Regions from separate parts of the Homo sapiens genome. Here region 1 is linked to region 2. A link is an interaction called in ENCODE POLR2A ChIA-PET data of the cell type or tissue named here. Cell type or tissue: Caco-2. All regions are shown on one strand. Region 1 overlaps GSDME (gasdermin E). Region 2 overlaps OSBPL3 (oxysterol binding protein like 3).

What was found. ChIA-PET counts read pairs that join two places held together with the same protein. Peaks named below come from ENCODE experiments on the same cell type or tissue, not always from the same donor. Only the 100,000 strongest peaks of a DNase experiment are listed, where the experiment ranks them.
Region 1: POLR2A ChIA-PET joins it to region 2 with 9 read pairs; 4 of 35 experiments call an interaction of 5 or more read pairs at or near these places.

The regions. Positions count from the first base shown.
Region 1 is chr7:24,738,863-24,743,862 of GRCh38, forward strand. The region is part of intron 3 of GSDME (gasdermin E); the gene reads right to left. Among named protein-coding and RNA genes, the nearest start is that of GSDME, 16 kb to the right of the region's middle. RefSeq lists a silencer at 2,728-3,022. In Caco-2, no CTCF peak of the experiment used is centred here; DNase peaks (open chromatin) are centred at 2,170 and 2,939.
Region 2 is chr7:24,840,948-24,845,947 of GRCh38, forward strand. It overlaps OSBPL3 (oxysterol binding protein like 3), which reads right to left. Exons shown (of 23, transcript NM_015550.4): 13 at 1,332-1,466. Among named protein-coding and RNA genes, the nearest start is that of GSDME, 86 kb to the left of the region's middle. RefSeq lists an enhancer at 2,153-2,222. In Caco-2, no CTCF peak of the experiment used is centred here; a DNase peak (open chromatin) is centred at 2,149.

The DNA.
Region 1 (5,000 bases), 100 kb before region 2:
CCAAGAGCATACATTGGGGAAAGGATAGCCTCTTCAATAAATGGTGCTGAGAAAACTGTATATCCCTATGCAGAAGAATGAAACTAGACCCTATCTCTCACCATATACAAAAACCAAATCAAAATGGATTAAACACTTAAATCTAAGACCTCAAACTATGAAACTACTATAAGAAAACACGAGGGAAACTCTCTAGGACATTGAACTGGGCAAAGGTTTCTTGAGTAACATCCCACAGACACGAACCACTAAAGCAAAAATGGACAAATGGAATCATATCAAGTTAAAGACTTCTGCACAGCAATGAAACAACAAAATGAAGAGACAACTCACAGAATGGGATAAAATATTTTTACACTACCCATGTGACAAGAGATTAATAACCAGAATATAAAAGGGGCTCAAACAACTGTAGGGAAAAAAATCTAATAATCCTGTTAAAAATGGGCAAAAGATCTAAATAGACATTTCTCAAAAGACGACATACAAATGTCAGACAGGCATATGAAAATGTGCTCAACATCATTGATCATCAGGGAAATGCAAATCAAAACTACAATGAGTTATCACCTCACCCTGGTTAAAATGGCTTTTATCCAAAAGACAGGCAATAAAAACTGCTGATAAGAATGTGGAAAAAAAGGGAATGCCTGTACACTGTTGGTGGGAATGTAATGCAAATTACTACACTATGAAGAACAGTTTGGAGATTCCTCAAAAAACTAAAAATAGAGCTACCATACTATCCAGCATTCCAACTGCTGGATATGTACCCAAAAGAAAGGAAATCAGTATACTGAGGAGCTATCTGCACTCCTACATTTATTGCAGCACTAGTCACAATAGTCAAAATTTGGAAACAACCTAATCCTCAATAGATGAATAAAGAAAATGTGGTAAATATACACGATAGAGTACTATTTAGTCATTAAAAAAAGAGTAAGATCCTGGGCTGGGCGCAGTGGCTCACGCCCATAATCCTAGCACTTTGGGAGGCTAAGGCAGGCGGATCACGAGGTCAGGAGTTCAAGACCAGCCTGGCCAATATGGTGAAACCCCATCTCTACTAAAAATACAAAAATTAGCCAGGTTTGGTGATGGGTGCCTGTAATCCCAGCTACTCGGGAAGCTGAGGCTGGAGAACTGCTTGACCCTGGGAGGCGGAGGTTGCAGTGAGCCAAGATTATACCACTGCACTCCAGCCTGGGTGACAGAGCAAGACTCCATCTCAAAAAAAAAAAAAGGATAAGATCCTGTCATTTGCAACAACAGGGATGGAACTGGAGGTCATTATGTTAAACAAAATAAACTAGGCACAGAAAGATAAACTTCACATGTTCTTATTTATTTCTTGAACTAAAAATTAAAACAATTGACCTCATGGAGATAGAAAGTAGAGGGATGGTTACCAGAGGCTGGGAAGGGTAGTGGGAGAGTGGTAGGGGGATGCGAGGATAGTTAATGGGTCCAATAAAAATAGAAAGAATGAATAAGATCTAGTATTTTATAACATAACTTTAGGATACCTAAAGAATGAATAAAATCTAGTATGTGATAGCATAACTTTAGGACACCTAAAGCCAATAATAATTGTACATTTTTAAAATAACTAAAACTGTATAATTGGATTGCTTGTAACACAAGGGATAAATGCCTGAGGTGATGGATACCTCATTTTACATGATGTGATTATTATACATTGTATGCCTGTATCAAAACATCTCATGAGATGTATTTTCCCATTAAAAATTCCTCATTAAAAAATGTCATATATCCCATAAATGTATGTATATATATTTACGTAAATATATGTATATATATATTCAGTGTAATTCTGAAACATTTTAATTATGAAGATTTATCATGGTCATGACATTGCTTTAATATACTGGTTTCATATAATTTATTTAATTTGGAATTCCTAATAAAGAACCAAACTTCTCATTACTGTATGTGCATAGAAAAATGTAATCTGCTTTACCAAAATTCCCTTTACAATATGATGAAGAATAAAAGTGGGATATGCCTTTATGGTAACACCCTCCTCAATCCCCAAATAGCCAGGAAAGCACAACGCAGCATGGTCTCTGGAAAACAGCCGGGACCGCGGCCCAGAACTCAGGGGAGGGAGCTGACAGGTGTGCGCGCTCCAGAGTCCACTCACTTCCAGACATTCAGCCAGGAGAAAGCCTTCAGAGATCATCTAGTCCAACTATCTCACCTACAGCTGGGGAAACTGAACCCAAGGGCAGAAACGGCTTACCAAGTCGACCTAAGTTATTGACCAGGAATAAACTTACCAGACCCTAGGAAATTAGAAGCAACAAGCTAGTGGCAGAGGTGGGGTGGGCTGTGGCTTTTATACTTATGGTAGTGACAAATGGCAGCTGACCACGGAAGACAAGGCAGACAAATGAAAAGCGTATTACAGAATAATAATGAAAGCTTATTAAACACAAAAATGAAAGAGCTTATCCGAGTCACTATGAAAAAGACTCAATAAATTTGTTATTCTCCATTTAAAAAAAAAAAAGTATGTGACATATCTTAGAATAGTTTCCATCAAGAATGCTAAGATCTGCACAGAGACTGCATTCAAAGGGGTCAGCTCCAGGTATCCGGAAGGTTAATTTCTGTGGAATGCCTTCCTGCCCAGCACAGGCTTGTTTTTTCAAGGACAAAGTTTGTTTTTGATATGTGCACACATTTCATAGACAATAAAGCTAATATTCTGATTTTTGAGGCCTAAAATAACTTGTCTGCAGATGACAACTTATCTAAATGACCTGAAATAAAAGTGACTGAAAATAAGCCCTCGGGAATGTACAGTCCTTAAGCATCACGAACTGCCACTCCCAAGGCCACGCATGTATCAACAACGCCTTATCAATCCCAATGATGTTATGGGGAGTCCAGAGACAGGCAGACAACGTGGATAAGAATTTATTACTCCAGCATGACGTAACAAGAATGTTAGCTTTACTGAGCTCCATGCCAAGAGCAGAAGTCTTCCCTTCCCGCCCCTGTCCTCCCCTCCCCTATAGTTCACCCTGTCCTCCTAGCCGCCTAACAAGGGTGAGGTGATTCTGTGATAAAACTCCTCTTTGGGTTCTAGTCCTTGTATTTATTCTTTATCATGCTTCTGGTGGCACCACTCCCCAGGGCATCCCTTCCCCCATCACCACTACAAGTAATAGGACTCCCGAGTCCAAGTGATCTCATCCCTGTGTCCAGGCACCTCCAGGAGAGCAGGCCTCGCTATGCACATGTGCCTGCTCAGGATAGTTTCTATTCCATGATTCACCCACCAAGTATCCTCCCTAGGGACGCGGGTTCATGCCTCGGCCTTAACATTCTGTGCTATCATTTTAAGACTTTTACATGATTTAGAGGAAAGAACAGGAGCTTTGGAGCCAGAAAATCCTGAGTTGAATCCCAGCACCAGCATCCAAATTGAGCTCTGTGTCTGGGAATAAGTTATTTCTCCTTCCTGAGCCTTGGTGCCATTAAGTGTAAAAGGAGATGGCTGTGCAGAGTTAAGGAGAGGCTACATATAAAGTGCCTGGCACACAGTAGGTGCTCTGCGGATGCTCCTTTCCTTTCCCTCCCCCACTCCCTCTTCCTCCACTCAGAACTGTTGGCTCTGGCTTCTTTCTCTCCGGAATGTTTTCTCCCATCTCTTCTCAGTGAGCCTCCTCATATGCTTCCTTTTAGCAAGAGCTTTTACACCTGAATCATGGTGTTTAAAAACCTATATCGAGAAATGTGATTATAGGACATTGCCAAACTGTGCTTCTTGAAATAGAAATAACGAGACTGCAAAGCGCATCTAAGCTAGAGAGGGTTGGGTGAGACTGAGGGAGCAGAGAAGACGCTCTGGACACCCCCCGCCTCCCTTTTCCCCTTCCCCAGTGCCACCAGATTTAGCAAATGAAAATGTAAGACACCCAGTTAAATTTTCATTTCAGATAAATATCAAATACATTTCTAGTGTGTCCCAACAATTGCAGTTGAGAAGGAAAATGGGACTCTAGCAAAGATAAGCTGTAGAGAAAGGAAAATAAAGATCATGACTGCCAGAGACAGAGGCAGCTGTCCCTTCTACCTGGTGCTACCAGAGAGAACTTCAAATCATCTGACCAAAAGGGAACCCCTGGTGGAGTCACAGCTTTGTGTGGTCTTGGAGTCCTAGAAAGTGCCCGTAGGCAGTAAACGCACAGCCATGGTCCTTCAGTTCCAGTAAGCATGGGCAGTTACTGAAGAGGGGCTTGGGACTTGAAGACGGCAGCTGCCCAGGCACCCTCAATGTCTGTACAAAATCCACCCACCTAATGCTATGTGAGTTTTATCGTATTTTTTATTAATTTTTAAACATAATTTTGTGGAATGAGCACTTATTTAATATTCCATATAATCTTTAAAATGTTGCAAAAGATGAAATAAGCCAGCCATACTTAAATACAAGTGAATTTTCTCTTAATTTATTTGGATTTGAATTTTTGCTTTAAAAGACTAAAGGGCAACAAAATTACACAGGAAAATGCACATGTTACTGTACAAACTGAAATATCATCCCCGCTGAATTACTGCAATAACTTCTCAACTGAACTCCCTGCTGCTGCCCATCCAGTCTCTTAACTCAGCAGCCAGAATGATCCTTCTAAAAAATACATCAGATTACGCCCCTTCCCTGCCCAAAACCCTCCACTGGCTCTCAGTAAGTGTGAGCCTTTCCAGTGGCCTTCAAGGTCCTGTGGGACTTGGCGCCCCACCCCTTTCAGCCCCTCCGACTCTCCTTTCCTGCCCTCCCCTTGCTCACTGGGCACAGGCCACTCTGGCCACTGCCCACAGCGTCCTGCCCAGATGCCCCTGTGCCTTCCCTGCCCTCCTGCAGAGCTTTGCCCTAATGCCAGCTTCTCCATAACACCTTCTCTGGCCACACTTTCTAAGTTCGTAGCCCCCATTCCTAGCACATCCTAGCCCCTCTCACTGCTGCCGAT
Region 2 (5,000 bases):
CACAACAAACACCTGTTCTTAAAATTCTTACACATTCCGAATTAGTTCTCACAAGGAAAACAGCAAGCAAGCTCAAGACTGTTATTATAAAGATTCTTATTAATTCTGACTGCATTTTTAGAATTTATTAGTGTTTGAGTAGAAGAAGTTACAATTTGTCTTTGAGCTATTTGTGTAAAAAGTATCTTCTATGGGAATTAATACATAAACAAAATGACTAAGTCTGTATTTAAGGGGTAACATTATTAGTACACACTGTTAACTATAATAACTCTTATTCAGGAAAGGATAATTTTTATGCATCAATTTAAAACAAATAATGCTATAAACCAATATTACAATAACCATATTATCATAAAAATATAATTATATATTATAAATCAATATGTCAAATTCCATGATTAAAAAATATACGGGATGCTAATTTCCTTCTCTATAGTAGACACATTATTAAATAGGTAGAAGTCAAAACTATTAACCTGTACTTGAAAAGAAGTATAGCACTTTGAGAGGCTGAGGCGGATGGATCACTTGAGGCTAGGAGTTCGAGGTCAGCCTGGCCAACATGCGGAAGCCCATCTCTACTAAAAATACAAAAATTGGCTGGGCATGGGGCGCACGCCTGTATTCCCAGATACTTGGGAGGCTGAAGTACGAGAATTGCTTGAACCTGGGAGGCAGAGGTTGCAGTGAGCAGATATCACACCACTGCACTCCAGCCTGGCCAACAGAATGAGACTATGTCTCAAAAAAAAAAAAAAAAAAAAAAAAAAAGAGGCCAGGCACAGTGGCTCACGCCTGTAATCCCAGCACTTTGGGTGGCTGAGGCAGGCGGATCACCTGAAGTCAGGAGTACGAGTTTGAGACCAGCGTGGCCAACATGGTGAAACCCTGGTCTCTACTAAAAACACAAAAATTAGCCAGACACGGTGGCACGTGCCTGTAGTCCCAGCTACCTGGTAGGCTGAGGCTGGAGAATCACTTGAACCTGGGAGCCGGAGGTTGCAGTGAGCTGAGATTGCACCACTGCACTTCAGCCTGGACAACAGAGCGAGGCTCTGTTTAAAAAAAAAAAAAAGTATAACAAATTTAACATATCAAGTTACAGAAATGAGAAAATATCCAATGCTCTCTACTTTTACTTTTTCTTCTCACATATAGTATCATTTTATACTTTTTGGGTATGAGTTATGGGAGAACTCTCAGAACATAATGACTACAAAGGGCAACTGAGTTTAGTGTTTCTGATGATGGATTATTTACTGAACAGATTAATCAGCAAAGCAACAAGAGAGATTTTTGAGGCACCATACTGTAAACATTGCTCAAACCTCGTTTTCTGAAGAGCTTGGAGATAACAGAACTTCCTGAGCATCAAAAAACTCAGAAAGGGAGTCAGTGATGGAGAGTCTACTTTCATTAGAAAGCTGATGAACTAGAGCTCGGTTTTCATCTCTGGAGTTTTCCTATTTGAAGAACAAAACCAAAAATGTATACATTTAAAAACATTCTCAAGAGAAAGAAAATAAATGATTTAGTTGTACAATACACAAGGTCACAGGCCCATGCAAATAAGCAACTCAAAGCAGAAGTCAGCTCCAACACTGAGATGCGAGCCTCATGCAAAACACAAAAGTTCTCCCCCAATATGGGCACCTCACTTACAGGCACTATCACTTCTCACACACATGCAACAAATCACAAGGCAAAAAACAACTGTCCAGGTCACTCTTTGTTCCATTTAAAAGGGGAAAAATTCCAGTGCTCTCTGAATCATATCCTCTTATTCGCTACCACTGCTGGATGTTTCTTTTTATACTAAAATCTCCTCTGCATTGCACTGAATTCATGTCCTTGCATGGCTGGTTCAGAGCAACATAGCTTTCTTCTGCCCCTATGCTCTCTGAGGGAACAATATGCTGCTTTTGAGGTGTCCCTTGACAAATACACAGTGTGTTTTGGTCCAGAAGCACCCTGGTGGCAGATCATTTACTATTCATGGATGAATGATGTAAGTTCTCTTTGTCTGTCTCTTTCCACCTACAATGACTGCAAGGAAAGGAAGTCCCCAGTCCTCTTTATAAGCCTCTGTACAAATAACACAACAGAACATCATTGTTTTCTTATCTCGCATGACCCTCCATTCTCCACTCCACTGGGTCTGGACTTTCCCTCTGGGGAGGACTTAAGTCCTGAGCTGGCCATGGCAGGATATAACAATGAACCAGACAAGGTTTGTGGACTGAATGAATGGTGAGAGAACGCATCCAACGCACATCAGACCAGGCCTGTGGAATAGACAAAGTGCTGGCAAAGTGGAGAGACTGATTCTGATTAGGGAGATTTTGTTTGAGGAGGGCTTCATAGAAGTGGCACTTGAGGAAAAAGAACAGATTCAGGACAGGATGATTTGATTTCTTTCAATCAGAGTAGACAGGTAGTAGTAAAACCACTCGTATTTTTTATTGGGCTAACAAAGGAGTTGCTTCCACATCATCCAGAATAATTTGGGGAAAAGGCAGATTATATCTTGCCCAGAAATTGTCTGAATTCAGGATATACCCCTCAGTCTCATAGGGAGGGGATGCTATGACAGGAGGGCCACAGCAGATTTTCGTAATTAATAAAAGGCAAGTGGTCCCTTTACAAATTGCTTGCTTCAGTTTATTAATATGTATCTACAAACTGTTGAAATAGATATCCCTTTCCTAAATAAGGCATCTGCCCAAGGTATTAACAATCCTACCCATTTTAATACCCATGTAGCCTTCTGAAAACCAAGCCTCTTCTCTACCCTAACAAAGAGATCACTTTAGAATCTATAAGTATCACAGCTGTTAACTTCAAGGAAAAGGTCTCTCTCCTCAAAAGAGCCAGGCATAAAGCTATTGAGCTTGAAAACATCGTAAGGAATAGCTTCAACACTCACTCAAACAAGAGAATAGTCCTGTGTCTTCCGTGTGCTCCTGCCACAAAAGATGCTCATCATTTATTTACTTGTTCTACTCATTAATTTATTACTAGTCACTCCTGCCATCTCTGTATCTTCCTCCTCCTAGACTGATGGGTCCAAAGATTTCCTGGCTGACCAACACTGAAAATAATATTCCTAGCCCCTAGCCCTTTCTGGCATCTTCTTATATGTACTGTAAACTCACCAGCACTGCTGCACCCCAAGTCTACAGCATGGTGCCTTAAACAACTCAGGACCTCATTTGCTAAAATATTAACCCAGTCAGTTCAATTCAGTAATTTCCTTTCACATATGTAATGCATGACTGGTTGCTTATCTATTGTTTGCATTACAAAAAGTTAAATCAAGCGTGGCCAACCTACAGCCCGGGCGCCACATATGGCCCAGGATGGCTTTGAATGTGGCCCAACACAAATTTGTAAACTTTGTTAAAATATTATGAGATTTTTTTTGTGATTTTTTTTTTTTCTGGCTCATCAGCTATCATTAGTGTTAGTGTATCTTATGTGTAGCCCACAACAATTCTTCTTCTTCCAATGTGGCCTAGAGAAGCCAAAAGATTGGAAACCCCTAAATTAAATAAACAGAGAAAAGGGAGGGAAAGGAACATTCATAGCTCACACTATAACAACCACTACAAGCATTCTGACACATTTCTTGTGCAGTAATTGTAATCATGCTATTTTCATATCTCTATGTATGTAATTTTATAAAGTTCGCCCAAATAACATTGCAAGATAGTTTTTTTTCAAAATTAAACTGTATTCTGAAAATAAAAATAGGTATTCAAAATAGAAAATTTTAAAAAAGCAAATTAAATAAATATCACTTCAAGTCCCATTGAAGTCGATATGAATGTGGAAGTGGACGTGGCCCCTATTAACTTGCTGGTATTTTCATATTAAAATATCTGTGTACAAATTTTATTTTGAAAAACTGGGATAAACAGTCTACATATTGTCTGCTCCATTCACTAACCATTATATTGTTAATATTTTCCCAGACCATTCAAAATTCTTTGAGACAGTGAACTGTAATTGATAAATATTTTATTATATAGTGTCACAGAGTAATAATAAAATTAAGAATGTTTACAGATTTGCGAAAATGGTTTAGTATGTTTGTAAATATGTCTTTGCTTGTATCATGTTATTTCTCAGAATCAATTTTTCAAAGAATTATTAATAACCTTCAAGGCAAGGCAAAATATATATTACCTAATTACACCAACAAGTAAGGAAACCTCTGTTTTTTCTACATTAAGGGTACTGCATACCATAATTTAGAAAACTTTTGAGCTAATCTAATTGTTTTAATTTTCATTAGGCTGAATAGTTTTTCCTTTTTAAAAAACAAGCTTGTAGAGATGTTATTCTAGGGAGAGGCTGGATGAAGGCTGCATGGGACCTCCCTCTGCATTTCTTTGTACTTTCCTGTGAATTTACAAATATTGCAAAATAAGTAAAAAAAAAAAAAAAAAAAAAAAAAAAAAAGAAAACCCATACCTATCTGTATTTGTGTGTATGTGTGTGTGTGTGTATGTGTGTGTGTGTGAATTATGGCCTTTTTCCATTTACTTGTTAAAGTTTTAAGTTACTTGATATTATTTGTTTATTGGTTACATATGAAAAACATTATCATTGATTTAGCATTATCTCAGTCTGTCAATTTCACTGAAAATATTTTTCCCAGTCTATTATTTGCCTTATTGTTTTGACACACATCACTTTTTCCTAAAAAAAAAAAAAAAATAGATCTAATCAACATTCCTTTTGCAATTTTTTTCTATTGCAACCCAATTTAGAAAATCTTCCCTACTCTAGCAGTTTGATAAATATTTACATTAATATTTTTCAGTTTGAATTTTTATATTTAACTTGAATTTGCTTTTGATTCATTTAACATGCAATGAGAAGATTTAAACTTCTTTTTAAATTGCTTTCAGCAGGGCATGGTGGGTAGTGAGTGCCTATAATCCCAGCTACTTGGGAGGCCAAAGCAGGAGGATGGCTTGAGCCCAAGAGTT